Regions from separate parts of the Mus musculus genome. Here region 2 is linked to region 1. A link is a loop called in an ENCODE intact Hi-C map of the cell type or tissue named here. Cell type or tissue: left cerebral cortex. All regions are shown on one strand. Links, peaks and the distances in the headings refer to the core of each region. The heading gives the core; the rest is flanking DNA.

Region 1 (9,756 bases), core at 848-8,847:
ATGGCACTTGCCTGTCATGTGCCAAGCCCCAAGTTCAACCCTAAGTACTGAAACAAAGTAACCCAGGAAACTAACCAGCCACACACGGGCAACTACTGTGCACGCTTAGAGAGGGGTGGGCGATGTAGCTTAAATCAGCATCAGGGCAGCTGAGGCAAGACTGGAAGTTCAAGGTTATCCTTAGCTACAAAGTGACCTGGAAGCCAGCCTGAGATATATGAGATTAAATGAAGAAATTAGTGATATCTGGCCATTATAAAAAACTGGGCTGTGCAGGCACAGCTGACATCAACCATCTGCCTGGGCTGTGCACCGGAGGTGCGGCCAGCACTCTCCAACTATCTTTGATGTTTTTGCCCTGATCAAAAATTGACCCATGTGAAACAGGAATACTGGGTAAAGAACAGGAACCACAAGTAAAGGACCCACATGGCACCTGTGCAGGACAGAGATGGCACTGGTGAGAAACCACCTCACATGAAGAGCTCAGCAGGGGCCTGCACAGCAGAAGGGCCAGTCACTGCTCAGTAACAGAAACTACATCAGCAGAAAGCTATGCTGTGCCTGACCAGAGAAAGATGAGGGTCCATGCAACCCAAGCCTGGCTGCTGATCGGCATGAATGGGCTGGTCAGAAGCTTTAGCTCTTAACGTTAGCTAAGCACGATGCGGTCCTCAGGCCAAGAACACGATTCTCTTAAACCCAAAGTCCTCTCTCAAGCCAGAACACCCTCTGCTTTGACAGCAGGCAGCACACAATGCAGTCCTCGGAGACATTTCACTGTTCAATCTCTTACAGTAAAAGCTTACAATTTGCTAGGGGGAGAAAGCAGCCAACCAACCTTTGGCTGTGATGTTCTGGAGTTCCTGACCTCTGGGGACCCCCCTGCCCCCAGTAGGTGATTCGATGCATTGCCCTGTGTGATCCCAGCACACAAGGACCCCAGTCTCAGGCTGTGAAAGGGAGATGCAGAGGACCTGGCCGTTAGTGGCGGGAGCCACAGCTTACTCTCACACTTACACGGGGTCTCTCAGACACCAGGGGAATGTAGCCTACTGCTTTTCATAAGCTCTCTAGTTACATGAATTGTCATTTAAAAGTTCTTTTCAAGTGGCTGAAAGGGAAAAGGAAAACATCAAGCTTGATGAACTTGGCAGTAGGCGCCTTGCTTTTGAACTTGAATGGCCATATTTGAGTTCCGACCTCTGTTTGAACTAGCACAAGGCAATCTATTACGCTCGCCTCCATGCAGCGGACAGCGGAAGCCATGCAGAAGTGCAGATAATGAACTGCAAGCTCCTTACACACCTTATTCTATGCCACCAGGACAATTCAGCGGCACACCCCAGGAAGAGTTTCTTAAGGTTCTTGAGTTATATCAGGAGACTGCAGATAAACTGGTGACCACGTGGCTCTATGGATAAAATCGAGTTGTCCTGAAACAGAAGTTTTCATTTCCTGAAGACTTTGTTTTTAATCAAGGAGTCTTCGTGGTCCTTTCAAGGTGCTCTCCTCGGTACCCTTCCAGGTGGTTCAGGTCCTCTTTAAATGGGTCATAACCTTGCTCTTTTAGACAGCGGAGAGCCCAGAAAAGCTGGTCTAAGGGAGGGAATTCTTCCCATGGAACCCACTCCCAACCTAGAAGGGAAACTGACAGTCAGTACGCAGAAGCGGCAGAAAGCAAGGCATTTGCTGGACAAATAAAACCCACATTTAGAATGAAGAGCTTGGGAAGAGAAAGGTGACCAAGAAAACAGTGGAGTGTTTCTTGTTTCTTTGTTTGAGACAGGGTCTCATGTAGCAAAGCATTCAGTCCTGACTGAACTCATCTGAGGTGTCTACTGTTCACAGATGAGGAAAACGGCCCACCATTAAGTAACTTGGCCAAGTAACTTCACAGAGAACTGTTAGATCCAAACCGGACCCCCGAGATGGGGCCACTGCCTATGTCTATATTACAGGCTAGATGCCCATCAGGGATACAGGATTGCTGATAGATACACTCAAGCCTCATAAGCATTCCTCCAAAACCTGTGAGCTGGGTTTCTGCCAGGAAGAGCTTCCATTTGCCCTGTCTCCACAGCACAGCGAGCACGGCATCTAGCTACCTATGAACACATATTGAAGTCCCACAGCTAGCGACCACCCACTTCCCTACAACCCACGCCCACGCTAAACTTCCAGGATGTCTGGCTTACAGGCTTCATCCCAGCACAGACTAGTTCTTTAAAACTGCCAAGGCTTTCCCCGCCTTTCACTATTCTGTGTTGTACGTTTCGAGTCCATGCTTCCCCCAACCCCAAGACATCCATAGCATCTTTCAATTTCCCAGATGAGCCTTTCTTTCTAGCCATGGAGTACTCCAACATGGTGGTTTCACTGTGCCCTAAATCACAGCGACAGTGCAAGAACCATGACAGGAGCACAGGTATCTGTATCTTCCATCCCTTGGGATCTACACATCTCCCCATCTCTACATTGTCTCTGCGCTGCTCTAACAGGACAGCCGGCAGACTTTCATTTCACATAATTCTGCAGATTGAAAGTCTAAGATCAAGATGCTGGCCAGACGTGATGTCTGGTAAGGGCCCATTTCCTAGCTCATGGGACAGCCATACTCCTCCTGTATCCTCACATGGAGGACGTGGTGAGGATCTCTCTGGGGTCTCGTTCATGTGAGCACTAATTCCATTTGTGGCCTGTTAGGCAGTGCTTCATTCAGTCCTGTGGTGAACAGTGGATCCTAGCCACCGCCGCTGCCGCTGCCATTTTGGGAGGTAATGGGAAGTTCAGAGCATCTGCACATGGCAGGTGAGCCTCTGAAGACTGCACCTGGTCCTTCTCACTCTGCCTCAGTCCTGCTGAGGGGTAAGGAGGTGAGAAGCGTCTGTTGCAGCTCCTCCAGGACATTCCATCTCACTAAGGGCCCAGAATCAGCAAAGCCCAGGCCCCGTCACCATCACCCCAAGACTGGAATTTCAACATAGGTTTTTGGTTTTTGTCTCTTTTTGAGATTGTGTCTCTACATAGACCTAGCTAGCCTGGAACTTTCTATGTAAACCAGTGACCTCAAACTCCCAGAGATCTTTCTGTCTCTCCCTACTATTCCCCAAGTGCTGGGGTTAAAGTCACCTTCTTAGCTCCAACACAGGAACTTTCGAGGTCATAGACACAAAGAGAATCCGATTCTCTTCATATGGCAATGATACTCTAACCATGCTTCTCTGAAGAATAATACGTTATTGTATCTGATTCTCTTACTTTCATTCTTTTCAGGCTCCATATTCCTCGGCTCCGAATCATGAGTCATATCCACCTCTCCTTTCATTAATATGGTAACATAATGGTAATTCTCCTTCTCAACAAAAGAATTTACCACGGAGGCAAAGCACACATTTTTCAGGTGAAGCCCAGCTTCTTCCCAGGTTTCTCTCTGAGCGCATTCTTCCCAGGTCTCACTGGAAAAAGAAACACAGCCTGCTTAGTGTACACATGAGGTGAGAGTCCTGGTAGGAAAATTATGGTATACAGTAAAAGCAATGGTAATTAGTTTATGCTTTAGACTGATTAAAAAAAAATCTTCCATCTTGACATTATGCATATTCTATATTTAGTGATTTGAAGACCCAAAGAGCTTTAGGTTATGCAAAAATTAACACTTAACAACAGCATTAATTCCTAGGTCTGGAGATAGACTTAGGCAGCAAGGGTGCAGTTTAGTGTGTCAGGTAAGAACCCAGGCTTTCTCTGGGTGGTGGTGGTACACGCCTTTAGTCCGAGTACTTTAGAGGCAGAGCCTGGTGAACCTCTGTGAGTTTGAGGCCAGATTGGTCTACAGAGGGAATTCCAGGACATCCAAGACTGTACAGAGAAACCCTATTTCTAAAAACAAAAACAAAACCCAACAAAAACCACTCCCCAAAACCCAAAACAAAACCAACCAACCAAACAAACAAACAACAATAAAAAACAACCCAACAACAACAAAACCCAGGCTTCTGAGTCAACTGTACCCAGGAAAAAAAGAAACATTAATTAATGTTCCTTTCGGGTTGTGTTTTGAAAGTGCATTAAATGCCTTCCTTATGCTTCAAAATTCCAGTTTAAGCCTAAAAATTGAGGCAATTAGGCAACAGAGAAAGAGATGATTAGCATTAAGGGGCATGCAACACTTGTACTTCCAGGCCACATAGGAAAGTACAGGTTACCATCAAGAGGAAGGAAGTTGTCAGCCTGGTAATGTTTCCCTGTCATGGAGAGCCAGTGAGAGGCTCCTCCATCCAGTGAATCCATCACGCCATAATCCCAACACTCAGAAAACTGAGGCAGGCAGATCTCGGTCTCTTATAACTAAATAAGCCTATTAGATAATAGTGACCCAGATAATTACATAATAGGAAGTCTCAGATTTCCTTTGAAATTGTCTACAGAATCAAGTATGGTGCTTGTTAGATAAGGCGTAGGAAGGCTTGAAGCTTTACCTTCCAAGTGTTTTATAACACTACATTATTTTATATTACTATACAAGACTAAAGGAAATCACACCGAATCTGGATGTCTTAGATACTTTTATTGTATTTTAAGGCACACTCTCGGATTAGAACACATTTTTGAGCAGAGCCAGGGTTTCTTCACGATTGCACAGAAACTGACTTAGCTACCCTTCCCCCTTTGTGGGACTGACACATCCACATCGCAGAAGCGGCGGGGCCAGCCTCACAAAACTCTGATATATTTAAATCTCATGGGGCAAAAGGAAAAGTCCCAGTTAACATCCACTTTCTCTGTAAACACTAAGAAATACAAACGACTTCCACTTGCAGCCAGGAGAGGGCAGAGCGAGGACTAACGGGGCCCGGGTACTGGCACAGCACCCCCTCCTGGCTGGATCCCGGAGGACACCGGGGCCGTAGAGAGCTCGCGGAACTCAACTGCGCACTGAAGCGCGTCACACGGACCGAGAATGGCGTGCGGACTAGTGATATTCCCGAAGCTTCCGCTTCCCGGAGGTCGTCCTGCTCACCCGAATTCCAAATGGCCCCCAGGAAGCTGGAAACTGCCGGCTCCAAACGATCCTTTCCTTTTCCCCAGAAGGACGCAGCGAGGATGCTCGCAGCTCAGCACCACCACGCCGACCCCAACTCCTGGCCGCCGCCTCGGCTCTGCGTTAGCGGCCATAGCATTTGGCTGACCCCGGAAGTGACGTTGAAGCTGTACGGGAACCGGCAGGAGCCTCGCTGATTGCTCGCTGAGTGTTGTGTCTCACGAATCACCTGTCGCCTGGTGCATAGATCATGCAGAAACAACCATATAAATAACTAACATAAGAGTACTGAAAGATGATTTGGGGAAGTAAATGAGACTAATTAAGTTTCTTTAGGATAAATTCATATTTTAGAGAAAAACAAATTATAGTAGATAAAAATATACATCAACTAAAACTGAAATATGAAAAGAAAAACTTGGGGAAATCAGCTGTAACAAGATTGACATCTTAAATCTTTGGACGGGTGGGTTTACTTTAAAAGTATTACTTTATTTCTACTAATGTGTGCATAATTTTAGAAACCCAATAGTACAAAACTGCCCAAGGACAGACACTATCCCTTTTAGCCCTGCTTCCAGAGACAGCTTTAACTCTTTGAAATGTTAGTTTTTATATTTCCACACATATATCTGAGTGTATACTTAATTTGTATCCTAAGTAATTGTCTTAGTGAGGGTTTCCGTTGCTGTGAAGAGACATTATGACCAAGGCAACTCTTATAAAGGACAACATTTAATTGGTGCTTGCTTGTAGGTCCAGAGGTTCAGTCCATTATAATCAATGCAGGAAGCATGGCAGCATCCAGGCAGTCGTGGCACTGGAGGAGGTAAGAGTTGTATATCTTGTTCTAAATTCAAACAGGAAAAGATTCAAACAGCAACTGGGAGAAGTATCTCAAAGCCCATCTCCCACAGCGACACACTTCCTCCAAAAAGGCCACAACCACTCCAACAAGGACACACCTCCCTGGGCCAAGCATATTTAAACTACCATAGTAATCCATTAGAAAGTTTCAGTATCCATTAGGTATGCTTAGCAAAGTCCTAAGTTTTGCCAATCAACGAATGTGCAAATGAATAGACAGTTTAAAACGAGAAACAAAAATAATAACTATTTTTAAAAGTGTTGACTATCTCCATTGAGGAATTGAGATGCCATCTGTACTGGCTGGTTTTGGGTGTCAACTTGACACAGGCTGGAGTTATCACAGAGAAAGGAGCTTCAGTTGGGGAAGTGACTCCATGAGATCCAGCTGTGGGGCATTTTCTCAGTTGGTGATCAAGGCATGAGGGCCCACCATGGGTGGTGTCATCTCTGGGCTGGTAGTCTTGGGTTCTATAAGAAAGCAACTTGAGCAAGCCAGTAAGAAAGATCCCTCCATGGCCTCTGCATCAGCTCCTGCTTCCTGACCTGCTTGAGTTCCTGTCCTGACTTCCTGTAGTGATGAACAGCAATTTGGAAGTGTAAGCTGAATAAACCCTTTCCTCCCCAACTTGCTTCTTGGCCATGCTGTTTGTGCAGGAATAGAAACTCTGGGCAAGATACCATCTTACCCCAGTCAGAATGGCTATCATCAAGAGATCTGACAACAAATGTTGGAAAAGTTGTGGAGAGAGAAGAACCCTTATTCAGTGTTGAGGGGAGCAAACTAACACAGACATTATGGAAATAAGTGTGGTGGTTTCTCAAAAAATTAAATATAGACCCACCCCCTCCTAACTTACTGGAAAACAATATCTCTTGACTGTAATTAGAGCAAAATGCAGAGCTCTCAGCTCCTTTAGCACCATGTACACCTGGACACTGCCATGTTTCCTGCCATAATGATAATGTGCTGAACCTCTGAACTTGTAAGCCTGCCCCAATTAAATGTCATCTTTTATAAGAGTTGCCTTAGTCATGGTGTCTCTTCACAGCAATGGAAACCCTAACTGAGACAATATATAACATGGATTTTATTCAGGTCTAAAGAAAAATGAAATTTATATTTTGGCAGAAAAAAATGGAATGGCTTGGAATGTATAACATTAAGCAAGGTCACACAGTCTCAGAAAGAAGAAAACCTCTGCATGTTCTTCCTTAAGTGCGGATTGTGGCCTACAGTATATCTGTATATTTGTAAACAAATTACATCGAGGGACAGTGAGCGGCAAAAGAAGGGGAGACAAGGAAGGGCTGAGTGAGGGTAAAGGACCGGGAAGGTAGAAAAGAGAAAATAAGGCGAGTTGTTTTTCTAGTTCTTTCCTGCCGTGGATTCCCAGGTTTGTGGTGGCAGAGAAGTGCATTTGATTGGGAAGATGTGAAGCCCAGCATGGAGCTCCATGGCCTAGGAATTGCTGCTCTGACAGGACAGGGGTTCATTGGGCTGCATAGCCTTTGGGTCTGGCTAATTTTGGTCAAAGTGCAAAATGGAACAACCACTTTGGAAAGCATACTGTGTTTCATAAAAAGCAAGTATATTTGTGTGATACAACTTGATGATTCCACTACTAGATAATGGACTGAGACAAATGAAAGTGTATGTTAATACAAAGATATGTGTGGAAATATTGCAGTAACTTAATTTATAATTAGTAAATGTTACCCTAATGGTGAATAAATAAATTAACTATGGCACATTCATAAATGGAAAATTGCTGAGAAACAAGGAACACTGTGTGGATACCATCAACTGTGTAGGCAAATCTCAATTGCTTTATGCTATATGAAAAAAATTAGATACAGAAGCTGGATAATTCCACTTAGAGGGTAATCTGAAATAGACTAAACAGCCAATAGCCAGAGCCAATAGATCAGTGTTTGCCTGAGGCTTTAATTACAGGGAGAGGTAACTGCAAACAACTGAAAGAACCTAGTGGGGAAACCCCCACTCAATATCCGTTTGGCCCGCACCCAGGAATCACGAACAGACAACCATCTTGATGTAAAAGCATGAGGTAGTTTAATGACGGAGCTCCGGGCCGACACATATCTCCCACAGGAGACAGAGGTGTTGACCACATGGTGGAGCCATAATGGCGGAGCTCCTGTTCGAAACATATCTCACACAGGAGACAGTGGTTTCGACCCTGAGGCTTGGAAGCTAGGGACTTTTATAGAAAAGGGGTGGGGCTGGGGAGGGATTGGTGTGGTTTTACATGATTGGTCCATTTAAACATCAACAGACTGTCCAAAGGGTGGGAGATAGGGAGGCACTAGGCCAGTCAGGACATGTAATGACGGGCCTGCCCGGGCATGACCTGGCCTGTTCTGCTATGTTCTCGGCCCCAGGTTTCAAAGCTCACAAACAACTCTTTGGGCTATTTGACATAAATTACATGAACCACAGGTCTCAAGTTTTATTTCCTTTCACAACAACAACAAAAATAACAAACTGGAGAGATTTTTTCCAGTATATTGAAATGTCTATGTATAAACTATGATGTTAGTAACATGACTGTGTGTTTTAACTCAAAAGACTTTGTTATATAAAGAGGGAATTTGCTACATGTGTATTAAGCCTCAGTATATCTAGCATTTTTTAAAAGCCCAAATCGAACTTGCAGAAAAGTCATGAAGTGAGGTGCCGCAGACCCTCTTTGGTCCCTGTCTGCGTGGAATGGGTCTCTGGTTGCAGGTGGACAAGGAGTCGGTGGGAATTGACAGACAGACACAAGGGAATGTGGATCTGAATGTAATTTGTCAAATCCAGCATCAAACTTTTTATACAGAAGGAAATAGGGAAGTTGAGTGACAAACTAGCAAGGTACAAAGAGGTTACTGGATTCTTACACAAAACAGGAATGCAAACACGGAAGGACTGGTGGGAACAAACTGGCATAAAATTCAATGTTAACAACTGGGATCAAAAACAGCTTCACCTAAGGTCCACTTAATCTTAGAAGCCAAGGGCAAGGGCTTTGTGCCCTTGTCATATTTCCTACTCTAGTCTATTGTATAGTCTACCTCCCCCCTAGGCCATTGTAAATACTTGTGTATGGGTGTAACTCAGCTATCTATAGTTCTAAGTATCTACTCTGGTTCCTCTTTAGGTCACAAACTTCCTTCTTCCTAGATAATGGTAAATTTCTGTGTAGGGCAGTGACTTAGCTATCCATGCCCAAGTCGGATCAAGGACTGCCTAGAATCTAACTTAGCTATATGTCAAAATATCAATCCTTAGGAGCACTTGTAATAAAGCAATATTAAGGGAAAGCACACAGATCCGTTTACCAACTGAAGCAAGGACATTGGAGCATTCTTTATACAGGATGCCATGATTCCAGGAGACTAAGTTTCCATGAACTTTTCGCCTCGAGACAGCGCCCAGGTTTTCAGGTCCTGTCGCGTGCTTGTCACTACTGGAGTGGATGTAGCAGTGAGGAGGTCAAGGCAGTGTGAAGTGAAATGTCTACTTAATGTCAAAAAGTCACCCTTGCTGGGGGTAGGATTCTATCTGTGAAGATTGTATATCTGAGGAGAGTAGCCTTGGACTGGCCTATGGAAGGCAGACTCCTCCTGTCACTGGACCTTGGAGAATTTGGAATTGGGGACTGACAATGTCCATAGCAGTAGGCATTCCTGTTAAAGAGAGTAGGTTGCTCTTCTTTCTTTTCTTTTCCTTTCTTTTTTTTCTTTTCTTTTTTCTTTTTTCCGAAACAGGGTTTCTCTGTGTAGCCCTGGATGTCCTGGAAATCACTTTGTAGACCAGGCTGGCCTCAAACTCAGAA
Region 2 (9,756 bases), core at 475-8,474, 1.2 Mb after region 1:
GTTAGTTAGTTAGTTAGTTAGTTTTCTCCAAGAGTGTTACCCCTGGCAAGTTGACCACTCTCCAGAAGAAGACCACACCTCCAGGAATATTTAGGCAACACAAATTGGTTTTGATTTTTTTTAAATGACACAAATTTAAGTGAATAGGTAAAAGGGGGTGAATTGGGGAGGAACTGAGGAGAGAGCATGACTACAATCAAAACCCATTTGATGGTTAAAAATAAAATCAATAAAAATATAAAATGGATTAATTAAAAATTAAAATAATAAAAACAAAAATTAAATAAATTTAAAAACACGTTTTATGGAATACTAATAAGAAAAGAATAAAAGTAAGATACAGACACCTGTGTCTGCTGTTATACGTTTACTGTGTTTACTGTGCTAATGACCAGAGATTATTTTCTATAAACCTTGTTGAATCTAAATACATCTCCCAAAGGCTATTTGATAAAGCTTTGGTTGACAGCATGCAGCACCATTGGGAGGTAGAGTCTAGTTGGAGGAGTAGCAATCGGGGCTGTGCTCTTGAAGGACCCGCTGGGACACTGTCCCCTTCCTGTTTCTCTCTCTGCTTCCTCACTGTCTCCCTGTAAGGCAAGTGACTTTGTTCCACCATGCACTTCCCATTGTATGCATGAGTATATCCTTGGGAAAGATACAGTTCTTCCTGGTGGCTTTAACTTCCTGTGTAGGGTAGACAGACTCTGCTAAAGATAATCATGTGATTATCAACATGAATAATTCTCTACAGAAGGGATTGCTCTTGATTGGATAAGAGAGAATCATAGCATATCCTTGATTGTCTCTCCTTTTTACTCAGCTTTTTGCCCAGGGAATATATACTCACATTCCTCTCAAACAAAGCAGAAATGCAAAAAACTCTATGTCCTTTATACATAAAGTAAGTAGCTTCAGAAATAACTTTCTGACATGTTCTTTGTACTTCCTGAGCTAACCAAGAAAAGGATGTTGACTGGAAAGTACTGTTTTAAATGACTGGTAGACATGCTACTTTCTTCAGAGAATGTAGAATTTACTGTCAGGATACAAATGGAAACGAATAAGTAGGGATCAGTAGCATTAGAATTGGCTTGCAGGAATAGAGACACAATCCACTTCCTACAACACCCAAGGCTTCCATAAAGATGTGTACATAAGTCCTCCTTACTCATGGAAGACTTCAACATCCATTGCTACTCTCTCTCAACTTGTTTCTCTCCTATCTCTCTCCCTTTTACCATCTTCCTACCAGTCAGTCTTCTAGCATCTTATACATGTGCTGACTTATGATCTGCCATGACTTATATCTATTTGCTGGTCTTTAATCTTTCTCTATGGTTCCCAATTGTCACTTGATCTTCTCTGTACTTCCTTGTGTAGATGTTTAAGGAATTGCTGCTGATCATTGTTCAGGTTCCCCACGGAAGACAGATATTTCCTTCTGAGCCTTGCCTGAGGATGCAAACTAGAGTAGCTGGAGATCCTTCTCAATCTAGTCATCTGTGATGAGCTGTGAGGGATGCTCCTCAGCAAGGATGGATCCCCTGGCAGGAAGAGTCTCCAGATCTACCCCAGGTCAACATGCCCCTCAAAACCTTCTCCACAGAGTGGCTCCATCCTCTTCCTGTTCCAATTCATGTAGCTGCCCCTCTAAGGCTTTGCATGGCTGTTTCTTTCCATTTTCCCTTCTAATATAACTATTTCCAAGTTCCCATCCAAACCTCTGAAAAACTGAACTTTCACAGTAGTGAACACTTTAAAGGGCATTATAAGAAGCATATCAACCAACTTTTTTTAATTGTCTAATCTACAGAACAGTCATCATTTAAAAAAAAAATCCAGAAGATTGAATACAAAACCCTAGGAAAACAGTGGATGGAAGATAAATCAAACTCAATGATGCTTTTTCAATGCCTGCCTCAGAATTGTGATTTGATGACCTTTATGGAGCAATTGCAGTGTTCTGTGATTAAAATAGTCACATTACAATCTACAGGAAATTGGACAATTTTGGAAGAAAAAGTCTTTCAAACCTCAGTGGAGGAGGAAATTATTTGGTAACTAAATTAGAAACATCTATGTCATTGGTTTGACAGAGTCCTTAGATCCACTGGTGTTACAAAACGTGTATGTTCCAGAATGCCTGCATTACACCTGCCAAGGGGAACATGAATTTCAGACTGTGCAGATCAGAACGCTAAGACAAATTAGAGAATGAGACACATAAAAGCAAGGTAGGCCATGTGTGGTGTTGCACACCTTCAATTCCAGCATTTGGGAGGCAGAGGTAGGAGAACTAGGCCAGCCTAGTCTACAGAGAGAGAGACTCCCAGAACAGCCAGGACTACAGAGAAACCATATCTCAAAAAATATGTTGGCATATTTCTTTCATTATTTTATTAGGTTCTTATAACTTTACCTCCCTTCTAACCCAAATTTCATCCTAATCCCTTCCAGTCCCCCAACACTGCATAGTAGAGAAAGATTATTACGGGAAAAGAGGAGGGTCATAGACTTCTTTCAGTCAACAAAATAGACTATTTTCTGCTGGTTAGAAGCATTGGGTTCCTTGGGACCAGTCCAATCTTCGATGTCAGAATATCCCCAACTTCTTCTCGCCACCTACTCACAAACACTTGACCAACAGCAACATCAGCATCCAGGAGCAGCAGTGGGGAGAGGTAGCTGCCTTCTAGGCACACCTCTACCCCTGTTGGGGCTCTGGCATTTATACCCTCTCCGGAGTCCCCAGAATTAAACCATCTGCAGCTAGCAAAGATCACAGCTTTCCTAGAACACGAGACAATCATAGTTAGCAGCTACGGACTAACTGAAACAGCCCTATATCCCACACCTGGGATTAAAGCCAAAACATATTCACATGACATAACTGAATTTAAAAAACAAAACAAAACAAAAATTTTCACTACAGAAAAAAAAGTGTGAAATTTCTCCAGAACCTCCTTCCCAGCATGCAGTGCAATAGTGCGAGATTGTGGGACATTTGGGGCACAGAGCATGACTAGAGGAAGCAGGCCACTGAGGGTGAGTCTTCCAGGCTATGACAGTCCTGCTTCTGGTCCTGTTTCTGCTTGTGGTCAGCTATAATGTGGGATGCATAGACCACGGGTTTCTGCTGCTTAGGACTGAACAGCTTTGCCCACTGTGCCTTCTCCACCAAGAGGAACCATGAGCCAGAACAAATCTCTCTTCCCTTAAGTTGTCCCTGTCAGCAATTCTGTCACAGTGACAAAAGTGACTACTACAAGGATAACATTAATTTGTGGTGTTATAAGGATCAGGGAACATATAGGGAGTTCTTCCGTAACAAGGGCTTATTCATAGTAGGACTAAAAAGCCTAAGGCAAACATTATATATGAAATCTAGCAAGGGTTCCTCACAAATCTATCCTTGTTTGGTTTTTCCTCTGGCATTAGATATATATAATGAACTACCAAGGGGAAAGGTAACAAGAAAAGATGAATGCTTCTCAATCTCACTTACATGTGGAATATATAACAATCTAATTCATAAAATTACAATTGAGCAGTGGTTACCCAAGACCAGGGAGTCAGTAGATGTTGGCCAAAAAATAAAACCTTACAACCATAAATTTGCTAGTATACAGCAGGATGGCAGCAGTTAGTGATATTGTATCTCTTATTTAAAATCTGCTAGAAAAGTAGATCGGAAGTGTTCTTTCTAAATACTCACACAGCCAGATACAAACATGTGGTGGTTGGTGTGATGATTTGACTCTGTTAATCATTATACACTTACGTGTAGATTGAAGCGTAACATGGAATATCTCGATTATATACAGTTTTCATTTGTCAGTTACATCTCATTAGAGCTTGTGAGATTTCTGGGAGAAAAGCATTTTATCATTCTTCAATCTACTTTCCCATTCCCAATATACTTTCATGAAGGCTTAGAGAAATATTACATTGAGGAATTTTGCAACAAAGAAACTATTTGACTTTTTTAAAAAAGGGGACATTCTTTGGAGTTCTTTTAAAGATACAGTTTAAAGTGGAGGCATCTGTTTTCCTACCTTGTCTAGTTTCCAAAAGTCTGAGGGCTTCTTCCCATAAGGGGATCACAAAATAGGTCCCTTGGGGCCCCTGGGTTGTATCATATCAGATGCAGAGGATGGGAGCCTGCTTTCAACTGTGGTTAGGTAGTAATGATGTTCTCCCACCCCTTGCCCCCAATGTTTCTCAGCGAGGGGAAACACATTGCTGACACTGCTACAGTTGAGAAGGACCAATGGCCTGTTCCATCCTGGACTAGAGCTGGAAGTCAGAAAGACTTCCTCCCGGCTGTCTATGTTTAGTAGAGAAAAAAAATCTGATTGGCTAACATGCTCTAAGCCTAAATCAGGAGCGGAGGAGGTAGACCTCCCTACCCCAGCACTACAGACAAGAGCACCAGGAGGCTTTGGGACTATGTGCTATTTGGACTCTTGGAAGGGAGCAGCCCCTTGGACTTTCCTATCAACCTTTAAGGCAAAAAGGGAGTTGGATATAGACTGATTTTGACTTAGAAAAAACATTACTTTCTCTGAAATGCCATTATTTAAAGTAATCAAGTTACGCTTTCTTCAAATGGCATAAAAACTGTCAGTCGTCTTGGCTGGGGAGGCAGGAGGCTCATCTGACCCCTACCAACCATCCTTGGAGCAGAGTGCATTCTCTACCACTGACTGACATCTACTGGACACCCACTGCCAAGCAGCTGCAGGCCTTCAGAACTCCGAAAAGAACCAAAAGAGCCATGGAATCCCCAAGGGAGTCCTCAGCAAGTACAACACACCCAAGTCTGCCCCATGTCCTACAGAGACCTTCCTCATGCCCTGAGTTGGAGCCTGTGCAGATAATAAGCAACTCTATGGTTCCCATGGCTGATAAGTTTGAGATCACAGGTACCTGTGGGTTGTTGTATGATCATGTGATGAGGTGTTGTCCATTGCCATCATGAGTTAGAAGGAAACAGAAAATTAGAAAATAAGGCAGAAACGGAGGGCTCAAGAGCAGCCAGGGCAAGTGATGGCCGTTGTCAAGGTGTACACAGACTACAGGTGAGCAGCAGAAGAAAATCCCCTAAATCAAATAGTTTCACTTTGGACAACAACAAACCCCATGTTTTTAAAAGCTCCAGAATAATAGCTCTCAGTCTTTAAACATTTTAAAATACATTTAAAATGCAGAGTACAGGGTCCCTTCTGTTTAGAAGTGTGTAGGGTCTAGTCTAGGAAACTAAAATTGTACATAATGCACAGTGTTTCTGTAACAGACAGTCCTCAAACCTCTTTTCAGGAAACAGTGACCTAAAGGTTTGAGTGCATCCCCCTTTTCTTTCCTTCGGTGGATGTTTATTTAAATAAACATGCATCCAGGTGGTAACCCCAGCACTCAGGAGGCAGAGAAAGGAGGACTTGAAGTCCAAGACCAGCCAAGTGTGGGTAGTAAGACCTGTCTCAAAATTAATTAACTAAACAAATAAAAGTAAAGTTCACCCAGCTATGCAGTAGGGGTCCTGGACATTACAGTGAGGCTGTTGGTGGAAAGCTCAAGCCTTGGCTTCAGAGAAAACCCACACAGCCTAGCTGAGAACAAAGGCACAGACAGGAATGGAAAACTATGCTTTAGCAGGACTGGAAAGTTCCCATGGATGAAACTACGTTGTGATGATTGGAATCAGAAATTTTCCTCAGAGGATTTCTATCCAGAACTTGGTTCCCATCTTGCAGACCTAACTTAAAGTCTGTGCCAAATTTGTAAGATGGGGCTTAAATAGATGCAAGAGGCCTGTGAGGATTCTACCCCCTACTGGTCCAGCTGCCTTCTCTGTTTCCTGGCTCCTGCTGGGTATCCTGAGCCAGATATGGTGGCACACCAGATGTCCTGGTGTGGTGCACACCTTTATTCCCAACCTTTAGGAGGGAGAGGCAGGCAGAACACTGTGTTTGTGGCCAGCCTAGTCTACAAAGTCAGTTTCAGGACAGCCAGGGCTATACAGAGAAACCCTAGAAAACAAAACAAAAACAAACAAAGAAACAAAGACCAGTACCTCAACAGGCTCCCATGGGTTGCACCATGACTTTCCAGCTGTGGTGGACTGAAATCTCCATGAAACTATGAGCTAACATAAGCCTTTCCTCCCCTAAGTTGTCAGGTATTTTGTCTCACCAGGAAGAAATGACTAAATCATATCCATGAATGCATACTAATTCACCATAACCCTCAGGCTACAGGAGAATACTGAGAAACCAGAAGCCCCGTGTTGAACGTAAAGAGAGAAAGTGGAATGGCAGAGCATGAGGTGGAATCTTATGGAGAGGAGGCAGATCAAAGACAACTCCAAGTTTTCCTGTTAAGAATCTCTCTGATGAGTGGTGGAGGTCACTGACAAACTTAGTGGAGAACAACACATGTGATCAGATTTGTGCTTTTGACTATTCAGACACCGGAGGAATCATAGTGTAGAAGCTAAAGATGCTGGAGATGAGCATGATAGCTCTTCCTAACTTAGGAAATGTTGACACTGTTTGGAAATATACAGGATAAATAGAAGATAGAAGAACAACTGAATGAGACCCTTTAAAAAAATGATTAGGCTCCAGGCTCAGAGTATTGTGACCACAGTTCCAAAACTCTGTATCCTCAATTCCAAAGCCAATATGTCAAAAACCAAAAGTTGCTACTCATGCTACTCAGCACAACAGAGATCAGTGAGGATGATGGGCATAAAGAAGATAGATCACATCTCCAGCAGGAACTGAGGCTAACCGAAACGATCACCATCTAGAATAAGAAAGAAGACAGAGCCAAAAGACCAAGGAATGCTCAAGGGAGCTTAGAAATGTAATTTTCAATTCAAATTCTTAATTTAAAAAAAAAACTTTTTTGAAAAAGATCCATTTGTTGGACAAACTTAAGCTTCGATTTTTTTAATTAATTTTTTGAGAACTTCATGAGTACTGATCTGTATCATTCCCACTGTCTCCCTTATTCACATCATATCTTTCTAGAATGTATGCATATATACACACATACTCATTCATACACACAGACACAGGCACACACACACATATACATACACACATACATACATATGTACATATACACACATATACATATATAAATATGAGTATATATACACTCATATGTAAATATGAGTATATATACATACATATATATCCATGTATATACAACCTACTGAGTTAATTTAGCTTTGTTCATATGCACAGGTGTCCAGGGCTGACAGCTTGGGATTGGACAACATATGTGGGAGCTGTCCCTGATGAAAATTGATTCTCCCTCTCAGCAGCCCATTGACCACCTCTTCATCTACGGATGGGATCCTGTGGAATTTCTCCTGTCCACGTTGCCTTATCTGCAATGTTATCATGCCGATCCTGTTTACCGGTGCATTTCCCCCCATCACCTCAAACTTCTTAAGAATTAGATAAATAAAGACAGGGAACAATAATGTGTGAGTTGGCCGGGGCACTTCAGAGCCTGCTACTCATGCTTCTAAAACTACAGCCTTCAGGCCTCTCAATATTCTTCCTGTGTTTGTATTGCCCGTGCTTACATGTACTGCAAAACCCTTATTTCAATAAGTATTAAGTTTGCTTTTCTATATATGAAGTTTCAAAAGATATATTCACCATCATTAAAGCCCCTATAGACCAGGAGAGGTTTGCTATCACCAGGAAAGACATTTACAGAGGCAAACGTACTTTCCTGCCAATGCCAGCAGAATCTGCCCCGAGTCCCTCAAATAGAGTTATTTATCTCTGCTCCCAGAGAAACAAAAGGAAGCCATACCTCTCCTGCTCTCAGAAGTCTGGGTGATTTGATCACAGCCTCCCTTCAGTAAATTTTCCCCCGGCGGTGAGAGAATTGCGGGGATCTGTACATCTACTGCCTTTGTTTGCTTCCCCATCTCCTGAGTTAACAATAAATTCAACTGTTCCATTCTTGACTGTGTTCTTCTTTACGCTCCTACATTTATCAGATGGCTAAAGATTTGTCTCAGTCATCCTGGGTTCCTGAGAAACACGTGCTGAAACTATATCCAGGCTGCGTAAGTGAAGTCCTGTGTGTCCCTAGATAAAGTTGTCAATCTCATCTGTAATTTTAAAAGGTTTTAAATTTCATGAGGATATTATATTGAACAGGAGTTTTTAGAAGAACAGAATCAATGAGTGTGTGTGTGTGTGTGTGTGTGTGTGTGTGTGTGTGTGTGTGTGTGTGTGTGTAAAATTGGGGTTCCCACTGAGGGCTGGGTGGAGAAACAGTGGCTGTGTGCACACTGGAGAGAAACTCCGTAGCAGTCTACCCAAAACTCCTGGATACTTTGGCAGTTCCAATCCATCACTGAAAACCTAGAGGTTCTCTGGAAAGTCACTGGTATTGAGCCTGTGTGCTTGTGAGTATGCACTTGTGCATTGATGAACATGAATACAGGTATGCTTGTGTGTGACATGCATTTAATTAGAGTAACATACATAACCATGGGTGGGGGTTGTTTAATGGAGCAAGGGCAATTACCAGTAACTACACTACTGAGGAATGTGGCTCCCCTTCCCCAGACACCATTAACTTCCTACAGCACCAAGCTCTGTACAGTACAGCTCATAAACCCATTTCCATTCTTTGACAGGGTATTGATGGGCTTAGTTTTATGCAGGTCTTGAATATACAGCCACCTGTGCTGCGAGGTCATGGTTGTATGATCTCCATCCAGAAAATAGCATTTCACATGACTCCTCTCATCCTCTAGTTCTTAGATCTTCCCCCGCACTGTTTCCAAAATGTCCCCCGAGCCTTGGAGGATGTGATAAAGACCCTACTTATAGCTGAGCACTCTGTAGCCATTATTCTCCACACTCGATTAGTTATGACTTTTTGCGTTAACCACTGGCCACTGCAAACAGAAGCTTCTCTGACCAAGGCTAAGAAACATACTTAATTATGGATATAAACATGAATATTTAGAAAGCAGTTTGACACCATGTCCACTTAGCAAAACATAGTATGTTTCTCCGTAGGGCCGAGAGCATCCATAGACATAGAGTTTTGGCCTGGTTTATAATATTAGGCATGAATTCTACACATGGATTGGGTCTCACGTACAATCATGAAATGGTCGATTAGCTCCGTATTATTCATATTATTATCGCACCAGTGGGCACATCTTGCCTAGAAGGTCGGTGTTGCAGTTCCCAGGCCTCACAGATGAATAAGAATATTGAAGACTTTTCTCTCTCAAAAGCCTGCATTGAACTTCTGAAACTAGGAAAGCTATTTGGAAGAGGGGAAGCTTCTAGACCAGTTCTATCTTGATTTCATGATATCCTTCAACCAGTATATGGAACCAGTCATTAGACATAGGGCTTTATCATTTAGTTATGGTGGGTCACTGGGTTTGTAAGGGAAAAGATCTATCAATGATGCCATTCCCCAACGTTTGATTCATCTCAGCAGTTGGCTCTCACAATTACCCAAGTCCACAGACACCGTGGATCAGAGACCATTTACCTTTCTTTGTCCCTAGTCTAACTTCTATCCTATAGAACAAGCAAAACAAGGTGGTGGTGCATATTCCCATGCTTTGCAACAGTTTGTAGAGGACTAATTTCTAAGTCAATGTGATATTTGTTAAGTAAACTGTAGAACATCCACAGGCTAACACAGCACATAGCTATTAAAAAGTTTTAAAGCAGGGCATTTCAGAATAGT

The links. A loop is a pair of places that touch in the nucleus more often than their neighbours do. Peaks named below come from ENCODE experiments on the same cell type or tissue, not always from the same donor. Only the 100,000 strongest peaks of a DNase experiment are listed, where the experiment ranks them.
Region 2: it touches region 1 in a loop (4-fold over the local background); 6 of 42 quality-filtered maps call a loop at or near these places.

What each region holds. Positions count from the first base shown.
Region 1 is chr14:73,520,037-73,529,792 of GRCm38, forward strand. Nudt15 (nudix (nucleoside diphosphate linked moiety X)-type motif 15) reads right to left here and starts at 5,213. Exons shown (of 3, transcript NM_001360484.1): 1 at 5,024-5,213; 2 at 3,262-3,458; 3 at 1-1,638. The coding sequence starts at 5,178. The coding sequence ends at 1,478. Gm41209 (a long non-coding RNA gene) reads left to right here and starts at 5,266. Exons shown (of 3, transcript XR_874819.2): 1 at 5,266-5,510; 2 at 5,801-5,873. In left cerebral cortex, for the core only: a CTCF peak has its summit at 4,860; DNase peaks (open chromatin) are centred at 4,265, 4,958 and 5,184; H3K4me3 peaks cover 1,068 bases; H3K27ac peaks cover 1,217 bases.
Region 2 is chr14:74,718,999-74,728,754 of GRCm38, forward strand. No RefSeq gene overlaps it. Among named protein-coding and RNA genes, the nearest start is that of Esd, 8.4 kb to the right of the region's middle. In left cerebral cortex, for the core only: a CTCF peak has its summit at 4,729 (motif pointing left); a DNase peak (open chromatin) is centred at 4,733.